Linked DNA regions of Mus musculus: region 2 is linked to region 1. The links are chromatin loops, found by intact Hi-C in ENCODE. Cell type or tissue: gastrocnemius. All regions are shown on one strand. Each heading gives the region's core, and the rest is flanking DNA. Links, peaks and the distances in the headings are about the cores only.

Region 1 (7,409 bases), core at 1,735-5,734:
ACCTGCAATCAGGAAGCAGAGAGAGAGAGAAAGGCTGGCGGTGCTCAGCTCTCGTCTCCATCTTTATTCAGCTGGGACCCTGGCCCATGGGATGTTGCTGCCCACACTTAGGGTGGGTCATTAATGAACTAGAAACCCCCTTAGAGACATTCCTGCTTTGTCTGTAAGGTGGCTGAGGACTCTGTCAGGTTGAGAGTCAGGATTAGCCACCACAGGGGCCCTCTAGCTAAGTGCTGAGTTCCCTTTGAAACTAACTCCACTCACGAGGGCCATCATGAGTTAATCGACTCTCAAAGCACTCACCTCCAAATCCTGGGGGGTGGATCCAGCTTGGTCACAGGGACAAATTGTAGAGCATGAACACTCTAGCCATAGAACTCACGGACAAGTGTCAATTACAGGGAAACCCTAAAGTGAACAGAGAAGGAAATACAAGCACAGCCCACTGCACAGTTGAGCGATGAGCACATTTATGTAGTCATAGTAAACACTGCGTATCAAACCAAATTACTCTTATCATTAGAACAAGAGGGAATACCTGGGCATGATGGCCAAAGATTCAGGCAATTGAAGCAAGCAGATCTCTGTGAGTTCGAGGCCAACCTGATCTACATAAGGTGTTTGAGGCCAGCAAGGGTGACATGGTCAGAACCTGTCTCAGAATATATTTAATAAATAAACAAATGGGACAGGAAGTAGGGGCTCAGTAGCCCAGGATTCCAGAAATGAATTAGCTCTTCCTCTTCTGGGCCAGAGAGATGGCTCTGCGGTTAAGAGCACTGACTGCTCTTCCATAAGTTCTGAGTTCAATTCCCAGCACCCACATGGTGGCTCACAACCATCTGTAATGGGGATCCGATGCCTTCTTCTGGCGTCTAAAGACAACGACAGAGTACTCACACACATGGAATAATAAATAAATGAATAAATAAATAAATAAATAAGTAAAATCTTCCTCTTCTACTAAAGGTAGAATTTCACCTGAAATATCAAGATAAAAGTGATTGATACTTGTAAAGTAGACAGAAGTCACATGCAGTGGTGCACACCCATCATCTGTCATTCCAGCACCTGGAAGCAGAGACAGAAGGTCATGAGTTCAAAACTAGCCCAGACTACATAGTGAGTACTTATCTTAAAAAACAAAGTGAGATGACGACAGCAAAATGGAGGGCTGGAGAGGAAGCATAATGGTTAAGAAGAAGAGAAGCATAATGGCTGTGCTTTCAGACGACCCTGCACCCACGTGGTAGTTGACTCACAACCGCCTGTAACTCCTATTCTAGGCCAGCACTCTCTCCTGGCTTCCACAGGCAGGCATACGTGGTAACAGACATTGATGCAGATAGCATACCCCTACACATAATTTTTTTAAATAGCTGTGGCACGTGACTATCATTCCAATACTTAAGAAGTAGAAGAAGAAGAATCAGGAACTCAAGGTCAGCATGAGGTACAGTGAAAATTCATCTCAGAGAGAGGGGTGGGGGAAGAGAGAGAGAGAGAGAGAGAGAGAGAGAGAGAGAGAGAGAGAGAGAGAATACACACACACATTGCTTATACAAACAAGTAACGGATGTGGGCCCTGGGAGATGTAAGCTTCTGCCATACTTTATAGAGTTACTTAATTATTTAAATTATGTGCTTTGTAGTTTTCATATGAGTGAAGGCATCATTTGTAACAGATGCTGTCTGTGCTTGAAGAGATTATAAAATGTAAGGATTTATCTAGGGCAGTCTGCAGTGTGTCGGGGAAACTTTATGGAGACATCGAATGGACTCGGGACACACAGGATGACAGTAGATTGCCCCATCAGAGAACCTGAGGCAGAGGTTTATACGCAAATGCTTTATCGGGAGTACAGCCACAGGCGTGCAAAGGCAAGAGTGTGAAGGATGGGAAGCAAACAAAGGCGGGGCCACACACAGGAGGTCACAGCTGAGCTGCCCGCTTGCCCACCCTGGGGAATGTCTGCACCAGCCAGCCTAGGCAAGCAAGGGCATGCCATTAACTATTAGCCCATCTCTTGGACACCCCACCCCACCTCTGCAATGGTCAAATGTGCCTTGCTGTAACCACCCTGTGGGGCACACGGATTGTGCCACCTGAGAAACTGGCTTGGAACTCTGCTGAGGTGGAAAGTGTTCAGACCCTTAAAATTTCAAAACCTGAGATTTAAATCTCATCCCAAGAGCAGCAGGAGGGGGACTAACCCCCTCTCTATTTCCATGCCTGCCTCAGAAGTTTGTCACCTGGGGACCCCAACCAGGTGGTCACAGGTGGTCAGCCACCTGGAATTCTTCCTCATGAAAATAGAGCATTGCCAGCACCTTAGCCTCCACCCCCAAAATCCCGTCCCGTTCCCAAGGTTCAAATAGTCCCTGTCCACATGGAATAAATAACACAAGCTATTTCACCAATGATCGTCTGAAACTGGGTGTTTTTACAGAGGTGTAACACTTCTAGGAGGACTACATACTCCAAGCACTCAGGGTTGGACCGCTGGACCTGCCTGCCTGGCCATACTCCCCTCCCTCTTAGAGGCTCACATCAGAGCAGGGCCGACCATGCTGTTGCCAGTGTAGCCACCACGGCGGGACTCAGGACCCAGGACCTGAGCCGGCCAGGCCACCAGAACCTCTGTGCTCCTTTCCTAAGAGCTGTGAGGGACATAATTCTGGCATTCCAGCTAGCCTGGAGTTCTGTGGACGCTATTCTCCAGAAGGAGAAGCAGACCACGGACCCCACCGGTTCAGGAGCCAGAGAGAGGCAGAACCCGGAACCACCTCACCCCACACTTCTCAACGACTGCCTGGGAGTCAGCTCCTACACACTGTTTTATGCTACACACTGTTTTATGAAGCTTAGTCCAAGCGTGGTAGGAGCAGCCGATAGCAGGCAAGACCCTCCACGGTGTCTCTGAGGGACACGATAGAACCAACAGAGACGAGCTGGCTACACTAGGAGCCAAGGCCCGAGTTTGCACCTGGGGAGTCCACCCTGAGAGGTCATCTGATGCACGCTCCTTAACTACTGGAGTTCCAAACTCACAATCCTATGGTGGCCGCAGAGCCATCTAGCCACAGGCCCCCCCATCCAGCGTTCAAGGCCAGTACAGAACTGTTGACAGTCGTAGGGAGTTTCTCACCACTGAGAGGGCTAAGAGCTTCCTGAGTAACGTTCCAATACCTCGGTAAATTGCAACAATGCTGGAAAATAGAGTCTGGTTTGTACTGACAGATTAGTCAAATTCTCCCAAATACTAACTAGCCTCTCTGTCTCACTTCAAAGGCCTGAATCCCTAAAGGGGGCCCCAGCCCTGAGTTGGTCAATCAAGAAAGCCGTCTCCCAGCTGCCCTCTGGCGGTCAGAATGCGTCACTGCAGTTCTTCTTTGATGTGTGTGGGTGTTTCCAGGAACTCAACTGAACTTAACTTTCCAAAAACCAGTCAGTGAAATAGTGCCAGGGGAACAGCGGTAATCAAGAAATTAAGTTAAGCAATTAGGGAGAGCAACGAGAAATCAAAGGTTTTGTTTTCGTTTTTGTTTTTTTAAATAAAATACTCCAACCATAAGCTTACAAAATCTAATTTCAAATAAGACATTTGTTTCTAGCTGCAGAAGTCTGAAGAAATAGTGAAAAGCCCCAAGGTGAAGTGGGGCTGTCCTCTGCTCTGATTCCTGGCTGTTCCCCAACTCCAAAGTTAAAGACACCGCACTGAGAGGGTCCCTGAAGTGGAAGATTTGCTACGATTTCATCACAACTACAAAAAATGTTAACCTTAAAGATCCCACATAATCCCAACAGAGGCGCTCTTTGATTCTGAAATATAGATGGACGTCATGCCGTGTTTAATATAGATTACATGTGTTCAAAGATGTTTAGGTGGTACCCAGAGCCTATCCACTTAGAATGTTTTCCATGTATGTGTGTTTGTGTGTTTGGGAGTGTGTATGTGTGCACATTTGTGTGTGTGCATGTGGAGGTCAGAGGTCAACTTCGATTGTCATTCTTCACTGTCTACCTTGTTTTAATTGGGACAGGGTCTCTCCCTGGCCTGAAGCTTACAGATAAGTCTGGCTGCCCAGCCAGGAAGCTCCAGTTCCCCAGTGCTGGGATTACATGTGTGGTCTGTGTGTGTGTGTGTGTGTGTGTGTGTGTGTGTGTGTGTGGTGTGTGCGTGTGCGTGTGCGTGTGCGTGTGTGTGTGTGTGGTGTGTGTGTGTGCATGTGTGCATGTGTGTGTGTGTGTGCATGTGTGTGTGTGGGTGTGGGTGGGTGTGGTGTGTGTGTGCGTGTGTGCATGTGTGTGTGTGTGTGTGTGTGTGTGTGTGGTGTGTGTGCACACATCTGTGGATTCATGCACATCTGGTCCCCTGGATAGTTATGAACCACCTAACCTGGGTGTTGGGAACCCAGTACTTTGAGAGACTCCAGTCCTCTGGAAGAGTTATATGCATGCTTACCCAGTGAGCCATTTCTCCAGCCCAGACACCGGATTTTGTCTACTAAAAATGTTGGTGTTTATCAGCTGTCTGCAAGGGTGAGTGTGTCCTCACATCTGAGTTCTTGTTAAAGAATCCAATGACACCAAACAAACTACTACCATCCCAGGAAGGAAGGGAGAGAAGGAGGGAAAGAAAGGAGAGGGAAGGAGGGCAGGAGAGAGAGAGAGAGAGAGAGAGAGAGAGAGGGAGGGAGGGAGGGAGAGAGAGAGAGAGAGAGAGAGAGTCTTATAAATTAGAAAGAATGAGACGGAAATCTCTGAGATTTGCCGCCACGGCGTCAGCTCATCAGTTCTAATTATTCTCTGGGTCGCTGATTTAAAATACCTTCTATGTCAAATCCAAATCCATCTATCTACCTCATTAGATCCCAGCACTCTATTTAATGAATTTTCTGTCTCCAAACTCATTTTATGTATACGGGTCGTGTGCCAGATGCTGGATGCTTGCAGAATGCAAGATCTATGATGCTCTCTGAAGATACAACTTTGTGTCTCCACAGTTTAGAAGATCTAGCTTTCTGTCTACAGGGACTTGACAAATTTACTTCTTTGCTAAATCCCACTGAAAATTTCCTGGCTAGAGTAGTTCATGTTATCAGGAAGCACGCGGAGGGCCATCTCCCGTGACGTGGGCATCACCGTTCGGTCATGTGCTCTCTCTCCACAGGGAGCAGTGGTTTATTAGCTGTCAATTTGTAAAGTGCTCTCTGAGATTATCTGATGTGAGATAAGAAGAGTGTGAACATAATTCATTGTCTTCTCTGTCAAAGTAGAATTAGCAAGCACTCTATATTTTATTCTATGGAGAGATGGAAATGCCAGTGAGTCTTCACCAGTGTCCTGGCTGGGTAGCTGTGGTCATGGAGCTTGATGGCTTCTTCCATTATCGTTTTGGATTGTTAGCTGTTATAGGTTTTATATAGTTATTTAACTATATGTGCTTTATATAGCGATTATAGTAATGTTACTATAGGCGTTTACCAATATTAATATCCATAATATATCAGTTGTAACTGATACATTTTCCATTGCTTTATGGAGAACATATTTTGACCATTTATTTCCTATCTATAAACATTTACTCACTGAACAAATGTTGACCTAGAGTCATTTATGCCCAAGGCCTCCTGCTCAGAGCCTGGATAAACAGATGTGATCAAGGCAAACTCGAATAGAATCCATTTCATGATATTTGTACCGTGAGACAATAAAATGGATGACTAAGGTTGGCATGGGATATTCTTTCTGTGTGTGCATATGTGTGCATGTGTGCACCTGTGCATGTGTGTGCATGTGGATTCAGTACACATTCACACATTCACCTCCCAAGATCACAGAGCCATGCATGACTAAGGCAGAGTTACATCCAACTAACTGGGCAGTTCAGGAGGGAAACACTGAGGTCAGGTGAGGGTCCATTGGCTATCTTCACACCCAGCTCTGTGAGGGGACACCCACAGTCTACATTCCTGTCTCGGGGGTTTCATGCAAGTCACCATGTGACATCATCACATTACATCATTGCATCATCACATCATATCATCACATCACATCATCATGTTATCACATTATATCATCACATCACATCATCACATTATCATATCGCATTAATCATCAAATCACATTACTCATCATGTCATCACATTACATCATCACATTACATCATTACATACTCACATCACAATGCTGCCCTGATGAAGGAAGTGTCTCGTTCTCAGAGGGTAGCCGTGTACAGTACTCTACAGAACAAGGTTCACAGATTCACACCAGGGCGCCTGGCTTTAGCATAAGCGCTAAGGATCTGAACTCGGACCCTCAGACTTTCCCAGCAAGCACATTACTGACCGAGACACCTCCCTGGGCCCAGAATACTCTTTCTTGAGAATTTAAAGGTGGTGTCACCGGCACAGGTGTCACATAGGGATCTTAGCTCTGTAAAGGTCAGAGGGTAAGAGATAGACACAGAGAGAAAGGCATTGTACTGGAGACCACCAGGCCACACAGAGGCAGAAATGGCTTCTGCCTCTACACATGGGGGCAGATGGAAAGAAAGGCCCGTGGAGACAGACCTGCCAATTTTCCAAGAGAAAAGCATTACACCACACGATGTTTCCCCAGGCAACGTGGGAAAGGCTTTCAGATGGCGAGGCAGGAGCCAGCTACCTAAACCCAGGAGCTGCTTCTAGGTGCGCTGACGGATAACAATAGCTGTACTGACGGTGAGAATCAGCGAGTCAGACCTGAGTTCTGTAGGACATCTCCCATTTCACATGTTGAAAAGTAGTTTTAAACCTTAAGAATACTGGAGCGGGAGAGACGGCTCGGCACAGTGGTTAAGAGCGCTTGTTGCTCATGCAGAGGACCCAGGTTCAGTTCCCAGCACCCTCATGGTGGCTCACAACCATTTGTAAACACACAATTCCAGGGGATCCAGTGCCCTCTTCTGACCTCCAAGAGCACCAGGCACACATATGATATGCATACACATGAGATAAAACAAATACATCTCTTTCATTGGTGCTGTTTATAGAAAGCTAGGTGTGGTGGCGCATGCCTTTAATCCCAACACTTGGAAGGCAGAGGCAGAAGAATCTCAGTGAATTTGAGGCCAACCTGGTCTATGTAGCTAATCCCAGGCCAGCCAGGGCTACATGGGAAGACACTCGATGCTGCTCCTGCTGCTGGTGATGATGCTGGTGATGGTGATGATGATGATTAGGAGGGAGCTACGGAAGAGACTTGTTAGGTAAAGCACTTCCCATACAAGCATGAGGTCCCAGAGTTCAAATCCATAAAACCAACCAATGCAAAAAGCCAGGGGTGGCTGTGCACTTCTGCAATCCCTGCACTAACAAGAGGAGGGAGATAAACTCTGGGGCTGACATGATGGCTCAGCGGGTAA
Region 2 (7,409 bases), core at 1,360-5,359, 320 kb before region 1:
AAATTAATATTTAGGTCAGCATGCAGAGCAGTGTGTTTGATTGTGTGATCTTGGTCCATCACTTTCCAGTTGATGGAGCTGGAAAGATGGCTACACGGCTGCCTGTTAACTCCAGCAAACAGCATCCCCTCTGGCCTCTGTTGGCTCCCCTCCCCACAAGAGCATATGTGTACACACTGACACAGATGAAAGGTTTTCCAGGTGTTTTCCTTGCTACAGGAGGAAGGCATCTGTCCTTCTACTAGACGGAGCAGCTTCTGCTGTTAAACAAGGTGTGCTTCCTGTGTCCCCGCTCTGTCCCCATTCTTCCACGTCTGTATGTCAGGAGTGGCCAAGATACATCATTTCTCTTTTTAAATTCATAAGTCTGTGGTTAGGTGATGAGATCTGGATGGGACATCTGAAGCGATTATGAGACGAGGCTTTCAGGACGTCACATGGTACAAGTGAGTGCACAGCCAGGGAGGCTATGCATCTTTGGCTGCCACTGCACAGTTTGTGGTAGATGGATGTGGTGTGTCTAGTTCTTCACTCTCCCGTTTTGTATCTTGCCACTACAGACCTTGTTGTGGTTATCTCCTTTTAGAGTGGGGTAATCCATTTCCCTGCCACCTTCAGTCCAGCTGCACTCAGCCACATCCCAGCCCCTGCATAGTTGAACCTTTGTCTCCTGGGAAAGGAATAAGGTAGGTCGGGGAATGGGAAAGGAGAGACAGCTTGATTGTTGCAAACCCTGGGAGGCTGGGATTTGTTACTTTTAGCATAACCTCTCCAAAGCCTTAAAGCCACAGCACAGTGCCAAGTCTCCAGGCTTGCTTTTTCCTGTTTGGGGTTTGGTTGGCCTCTTATATTTTATTGCTAATTATATTTATATGGGGGTGGTGCTGGTGCACATGAGTACAGGTCTATAGAGGCCAGAAGAGGGCATCAGATGCCCAAGACTGGAGATAGAGGCAGATATGAGCTGCCCTGTGTTTTCTTATGTTTATAATTATCTCTGTCATTCTCTCGTTAAATCCACTGGTTTCTTTCTTTTAGACCGTAAAGGGTCAGTTGCTGAATGCATCTGTGAGTTTTAACATTTTGGATATGTCCAAAACTCCCACTTGTTCTTTACATCTTTTGCTTTGCAGACAGTACCTTTGCCTCAGGGCCGCCCGTGGTTGCTCATGGAAGCCTCTGCGAAGCTTTGTCAGCTCCGTCTAGCGTCTGTCATATGCCGTTCATGAGATTGGGCTCACTCACTCACTCACACCTGACTTAGGACAACCTTCCAGGGAGCCTCAGCTCTAAGGGATAACTCTCAGGATAGCTTCACGCATCTCAACCCTGGCCCAGTTTAGTTGCACGAACACCATCCCCTGATAGGCAGATCCCCCAAAGCACAGACTATGTGATGTCTAGGGTAATGTGGCCAGTTAGGAGCTGTCTCCTTGTGACTGGATGGGAGGAATGAAGACAGCCACAGAGACAACATGCTGAGGAAAGAAGAAACCAACCAACCAGCAAAACAAACAACACAAACCAGAGCCTACACAGGAGCAGTGGGAGTGGCCCCAGCTCCAGCTGGGGAAAGGAAGCCCTAACTACAACCACACGATGTACAAAGTTCAACCTGAACCCCAAGGAGCAAGAGGTCAGCTAACACAATGCCTTCAAAAGACTAACTCCCCGATAACTAACCAAAGATACCAAAACGTTAAAATGCTGGGTAGAAGAAAAGCCACAAGTAGGGCTGGAGAGGTGGCTTAGCAGTTAGGACCCCTGGCCGCCCTTCTGGAGGACCCAAGTTTGACTCCCAGCACCTACACGACAATTCACAATCGTCTGCAGCACCAGTTTCAGGGGATCTCACCCTCCACAGACATACAAAATACAGGCAAAATAGAGTGCACATTAAACTTAGTAAATCCCTATTCTTAAAAAAAAAAATTCTGAAATAAAAATTATCATTGACCTAAAAGAAGATTGAAACAGGGTGGATAAACAAAGGAAGGAAGTGCCTCCACTTTAGTTTGAAAGCTTGGGTGAGAAATGCAGCAAAGATCCTGAGCAACTATAGAAGTGGAGTCAGTGTCAGGCACTCTTGAAAATTCAGTAGCTCATTGAGGAAATTCCTGGAATGAGCATGAAAGCAGACAGGATGAGAGCCTTTGGGCTACAGTGAAGTGGTGATGAGACAGAAGAGCCCAGCCGTAGGCACATACACGTTCGAGTCAGAGAGCTGGTGTGACGTAACAGGCCTAAAGCCCCAAGAAGTAGATGGAGAAGAATCACCGAGTTCAAGACCAGCCCAGGCTATGTATTTCCAAGCCATCTGGGGCTACACAGGAAGGCCAGGCTTCAGTAACAGAAAAGAGTTCAGAGAGTATAAGAGAATAACAGTGTAATGGCGGCCTCTGAACTTTTGAAAACTGAAAGCAAATAGAGCCCAGATTAGCCAGAGAAGGAACAGAATGAAAAAACAAGGAAGAAATGGATGACCTGGAGGCTGAAGGTTAATACACTGAGTACCTAGAGACAGGGATAATGCAGTGAGTGACCTGGAGACAGGGACAGTACAGTGGTGAGCGACCTTGAGACCGAAGGATAATACAGTTAGTGACCTGGAGACCAAGGGATACTACAATGAAAGTAATAACACTTGGATCCTTGGAGAAGATGAATGAGATTATAAACCTCAGTCAAACCAAAAATGAAAAAAGACACAATACGCTTAGAGAGGAAATGGAGAGACAAAACAGAGACCGGGGAAATCCAAAAGATGATTGAGAGAAAGTACTTGAAAATTCTATATTCCTCAAAACTAAAATCTCGGGGGGTGGGGGGGGAGTGTATTTGTTTCTAAAAGCAGGAGTTATCAAATGGTGCCAAGACAGTATAAACAAAGAGGTATAACCGAGAGTGAGGCTGAAACTGAGTGAGCCAGGTCAGCATGGGTTACACCAGAAATCAAGATTCATTACAGAAGAACGCACCCGTGTTCCACAAAGGGAAGAGCTATTGCCATCCTATCCTATTAATCTGCCTTAGTTACCTTCACCCCACCAGCTTGGCTTTCTTGTTCTGGAGCTTGGAGCCAAGGCCTCACATACACCAAGCACAAGGGTCACAGAGCTACAATCCTAGTCCTCCCCTTTCTTAATTTGGAGACAGTCGCCACATTGCCAACCGTGAGCTGGGCTTCAGCTTCAGCCTCCCAAGGAGCTGCCATCACTGATGTGCACTGTGACCAGCAAGGAAAGGTGGAGGAGAGACGGAGACAGACGCCAGCCTGGATCAGGAGCTCAGCAGAACCTAGGGTGTGGTTCACAGGGACGCAGGCTGAAAGTGGTCCAGAGACAAAAGTCAGATGGAAAAGGAGAGGACCAAGGAGGGCTGAGAAAAGGTCTGAAAAAGATGAAGAAGAGCCAGCTGTCAGCTAGAGGCCAAAGAACCTGGGCGCTCCTGCAGAGCCAGTAAAGGAGAGTGTATGAGGGGACAGCAGGGCTCCTGACAGTAGAATGGCAATGGCTGCTTGCTGCTCACACAGCAGGGTCCCTGGAACCTCCAAGATGTTATGGCCCAGTGCTCCACCTTCACATTGAGGAGTGAGAGGGCCTCAACTTCCTAATTCACACATGAGTAAGGGATGTTGCCGGTTCTCCTGGGGGGGGGGGGGGGGCAGCACTGTAATTGCACCTGGATACCCACAGAGGGCACTGCTGTCTTTGGAACGAGAAAGGAAAGGCATGCCTTTTCTGAAAGTTCCACACAAGTCTGTGGAAATCTCCTGAGGATGCAGAACTCCCTTTTAGCCATATTTAGTCTTTGCCAAAAGTTTAACCCAGAGTCTACTGGACAATGGCAGGGATGGAGCTTCACTAAGTATTCAAGGGTCAGGAAATGCCAGGGCCTCGTGTCCTGTGATAACAGACATTTGCAATCTTAGTTTCGGATCAGTGCGTGTGCTATACTTTCTCAGCTTTAGACTGTGGCTATAGGGGGCAGGTATGCCAAGAGAAAGAGTTCTTACCTTGAAAACAGCCAATAAAATGGCCTTCCCGACAGCTACTTCACACCGGTGCTTTCCTGCCTTGCCTTCTTTAGTTCTCACTACATCCCTGAGTAAGATCATCAGAGAGATCCAAAACGTGCTGAACGCTAGCTGACCATAAACAGAGCAGGCAAGACTGAATCTCGGCTTCTGGAACAACGATGTTTTCTCTCTGCCCAATATGATCCACCAGCCGAAGCTCGCTGCCACGAGGGGACACAGCCTCTTGAGGCCTAGGTTGGGGTCCTGTGCTCTGTCACATCTACATAAGCTTGAAGGCTAATCCAGAATCAAGGGCTGGGAAAGTACGCAGCCACTCCTCAGTGTCAAGGAGTGTGTGTCTCGAAAGGGAAAAATCTGTGTCCATTTTCACAGACACTGACTGCACTGGGCCAGTGTGCAGACCACTCAACTATGAGCCAGCCAGTAAGAAAGCTCTCTGCCCCCCACTCATGTCTCCTGGTGTGTGTAGGTTGTGGTCTAGTACTCTGTTTTGTGGTTTTGCTGGTTTCTGTGAGCCAGAGTGCACTGTCTAACCTACGCAGTCTTTCTTCAGATAGGCTTCCTGGAAGCTCTCAGGGCCGCCTGATTCTCCCCAGTCAGCTGCCCTAGTTGTAGCTGGCTGGCAGGGTTTCAGCCATTCATATCTAATCCGACGTGCTGATTAATGGAGGCGGCTTCGCTTTTATGGTCCCTCTGTGGCAGCCTGTCTCTGGTGGCAGGGCTAGAAGCCACTCACAAATCTGTGGCCATTTATGGGCAAAGCCAGGTCCCTGCTGTGCTAATTCAGAGACTATTGGGACGAGAGGTAGGAGTAACATCCTGAATTGTGAGCTTGGCCAACACCATCCTTTGTGTGTGTGCGTGTTCACAAGGGTGCACACGGGGTCTCTTACTGATTTAGCTAGACTGGCTGGCCAGCAAGCCCCAGGGTTTCCCCAGTCTTCCTGCCTCTGTGCTGGGATAGAACATGCACAGTACCATGACTGGCTTGTTGATATGGGTTCTAGGGACCAAACTGAGAGCCGCAGGCACTTCTGCAGACTCAGAGTCTCCCTGCACCTCACCTTTAGAAGCAGGTGCAAAGGCCCTCTTGTCAGGCTTGTCCCCTCTCCCAGGTCATTGCCATCCACATGTAAATTCGATGCCGTCCATGGCTTCTGTCCCCCTTGGGACCTCTTTACTTAGTAACCAGACTCCTTTCTGTCTCCACTCTTGTTAAGACCAGTACGGAGACCAGTGGTCATTCACTGCCCTCTGCTGATTCTCCACAGGGGCCTTTCTCCTGAAGAGGCTCTTCTGTTACTTGATGCGATGGTTCGTCTTCTCTTGGCTGGATTTAGGATCACCTAGGAGACACACCTCTGTGGGTGTCTTCCAGAAAGGTTACCTGACACCACACAGGTTACCTCTGTGTGTGTGTGTGTGTGTGTGTGTGTGTGTGTGTGTGTGTGTGTGTGTAAAAGCACCGTGAATGTGGTGGGTGAGCTCCAACAGTCATCTCCTTGCCTCGTGAGGGCAGATTCCAGGGCCCCATAGAGAGAGCACATTTGTTTAATTGGACATTTGGTTATCAGGAAGGCAGGTAGTGATGCTGTCAGCTAAGTTCTCAGAGTTGCAGCTCTCTACAGCCCCAACTCTTGTTGATTACACACCCTCACTCGTCCCTGGGATTGTTGCTCCCCCACAACAGCCCCTGAGTAAGTTCTAAGCAGAACTGACAGACTGTGTTAAGTTCAGGGACGAATGGATACTTGATACTTGTACTTGGTGCGGTCCTGGATTATACTAGAAAGCGGCTGAGCAAGCCATGGGGAGCAAGCCAGTGAGCAGCACTGTCAAAGGCCTCTGCCTCAGCTCATGCCTCCAGGTTCCTAGCCTGACTCCTGTCAGGGTGGACTGTAACCAGGTTGTTTTTGTTCATGTGTTTACCACAGCAATAAAGAGGCAAACCAAGTTAGTGGTGCTGTTGGGCAGCTCCGTGTACACTGACTGCACCTTCATCCCTAGAGAATCAATCTCTCTTACCATCCCCTCCTCCCACAACTGGAGACCAGGGCAGGGCAGGTCACATGACCCGCTTTGAACCACTGAGAGAAATCAAATTCTAGGACTTCTGACTTCCCCCTCAAGACATAGAATACAGATGTGAGCTCCGGCATAGCTGCAGAGATTTTGTAGTCATAGGAAAGTGCGGAATTTCTGCACTGAACGCCAGCAACCCTAAGAGAAGCCACGAGAAAGCAGAGAGGAGGAGGGGGCATCCAGGGGCATCCAAGCAGAATTCACTGGACACTAGAGTTAAACCTGGACTCTCAGCTGTTAGAACCGATATGATTCTTTAACACCGTAAGTTACTTAGAGGTGGACTTTCTTGTATGTCCTTGACCTACAAGCTTCCTGTAAGGTTTAAACAGAACATTGCTTAGCGAGGCTGGTGTGCAGCTGCCACTCTGTGTAACCAATGCTGTTAATACGACGATGCAATGATTTTTTTAGTCATGTGACTTTCAGTGGTTATAATTCAACTTGTGTGTGCAATGTGTGTGTATGCATGCTCATGCGTGTGTATGCAACTGCATGCGTGTGCGTGTGTGTGGTGTGGTAAATGTGGGTACCCTTGGAGGCTGGAAGCAAGTATTGAATACCTTGGAGCTGAAGCTACAGGCATTTGTGAGCTGCCCAAGTGGGTTCTGGGATCCAAATTCTGGTCCTTTATAGCACAGTACCTGCTCTAACTGCTGGCCCCCTCTCTCTAGCCCCCTTTTAAAAAGGCCTACACCTCCACTTTAGTGTGATTTTATTCTTAACTTTAATATCCAATACCCAGGTCCTAAGGGAGAGGTCCTGATGGCATTGCCCAGACCTCTGCAGCCTCAGGAGTCAGACACTTTTCACAGAACCACGTGGGGGAGTGCCGCTGGGCCCGCCCACTCTGCTGCTGAGCCCGCCCACTCTGCCGCTGAGCCCGCCCACTCCATGCTGCTAGATCCCTCCCAGCTCTCACCTTTCATGTGCATCAAGCTTACACACTAACACTTCCAGCAAAGGTCCCCAGTGCCCTTCCTAGGAAGACAATGCCAACAAGAGTCAGAAGCCAACAAGAGTCAAGCCTTGCAGAAGGGGCCTAGAGTGGAGTGCCGAAGAGGTTATTATGTGTCTGAACCTTTCACACGAGAACTGGAAGCGTCTAACACAAAGAAAAACAAACAGAGGCAGGCAGGCTAATGCAGAGCACATGGGACCGCAGGCCTGTCAGCATTTCAACAGCTTTGCCTCTCCACCTCTGGACTTAGGATGACTGAAGGCTGGCTTCCTCAGATAAAAAGGCAGGCGGCACCACTGGGGAGACCGGAAGTATGGATGCTTTCAT

What was found. Hi-C counts contacts between places; a loop is a spot of excess contacts. Peaks named below come from ENCODE experiments on the same cell type or tissue, not always from the same donor. Only the 100,000 strongest peaks of a DNase experiment are listed, where the experiment ranks them.
Region 2: it touches region 1 in a loop (11-fold over the local background); 25 of 42 quality-filtered maps call a loop at or near these places.

Annotation. Positions count from the first base shown.
Region 1 is chr9:118,905,068-118,912,476 of GRCm38, forward strand. LOC102636563 (a long non-coding RNA gene) reads right to left here and starts at 951. Exons shown (of 2, transcript XR_871347.2): 1 at 304-951. In gastrocnemius, for the core only: a CTCF peak has its summit at 3,360 (motif pointing left); a DNase peak (open chromatin) is centred at 3,355.
Region 2 is chr9:118,585,744-118,593,152 of GRCm38, forward strand. No RefSeq gene overlaps it. Among named protein-coding and RNA genes, the nearest start is that of Itga9, 17 kb to the right of the region's middle. In gastrocnemius, for the core only: a CTCF peak has its summit at 3,720; DNase peaks (open chromatin) are centred at 3,542, 3,661 and 4,675.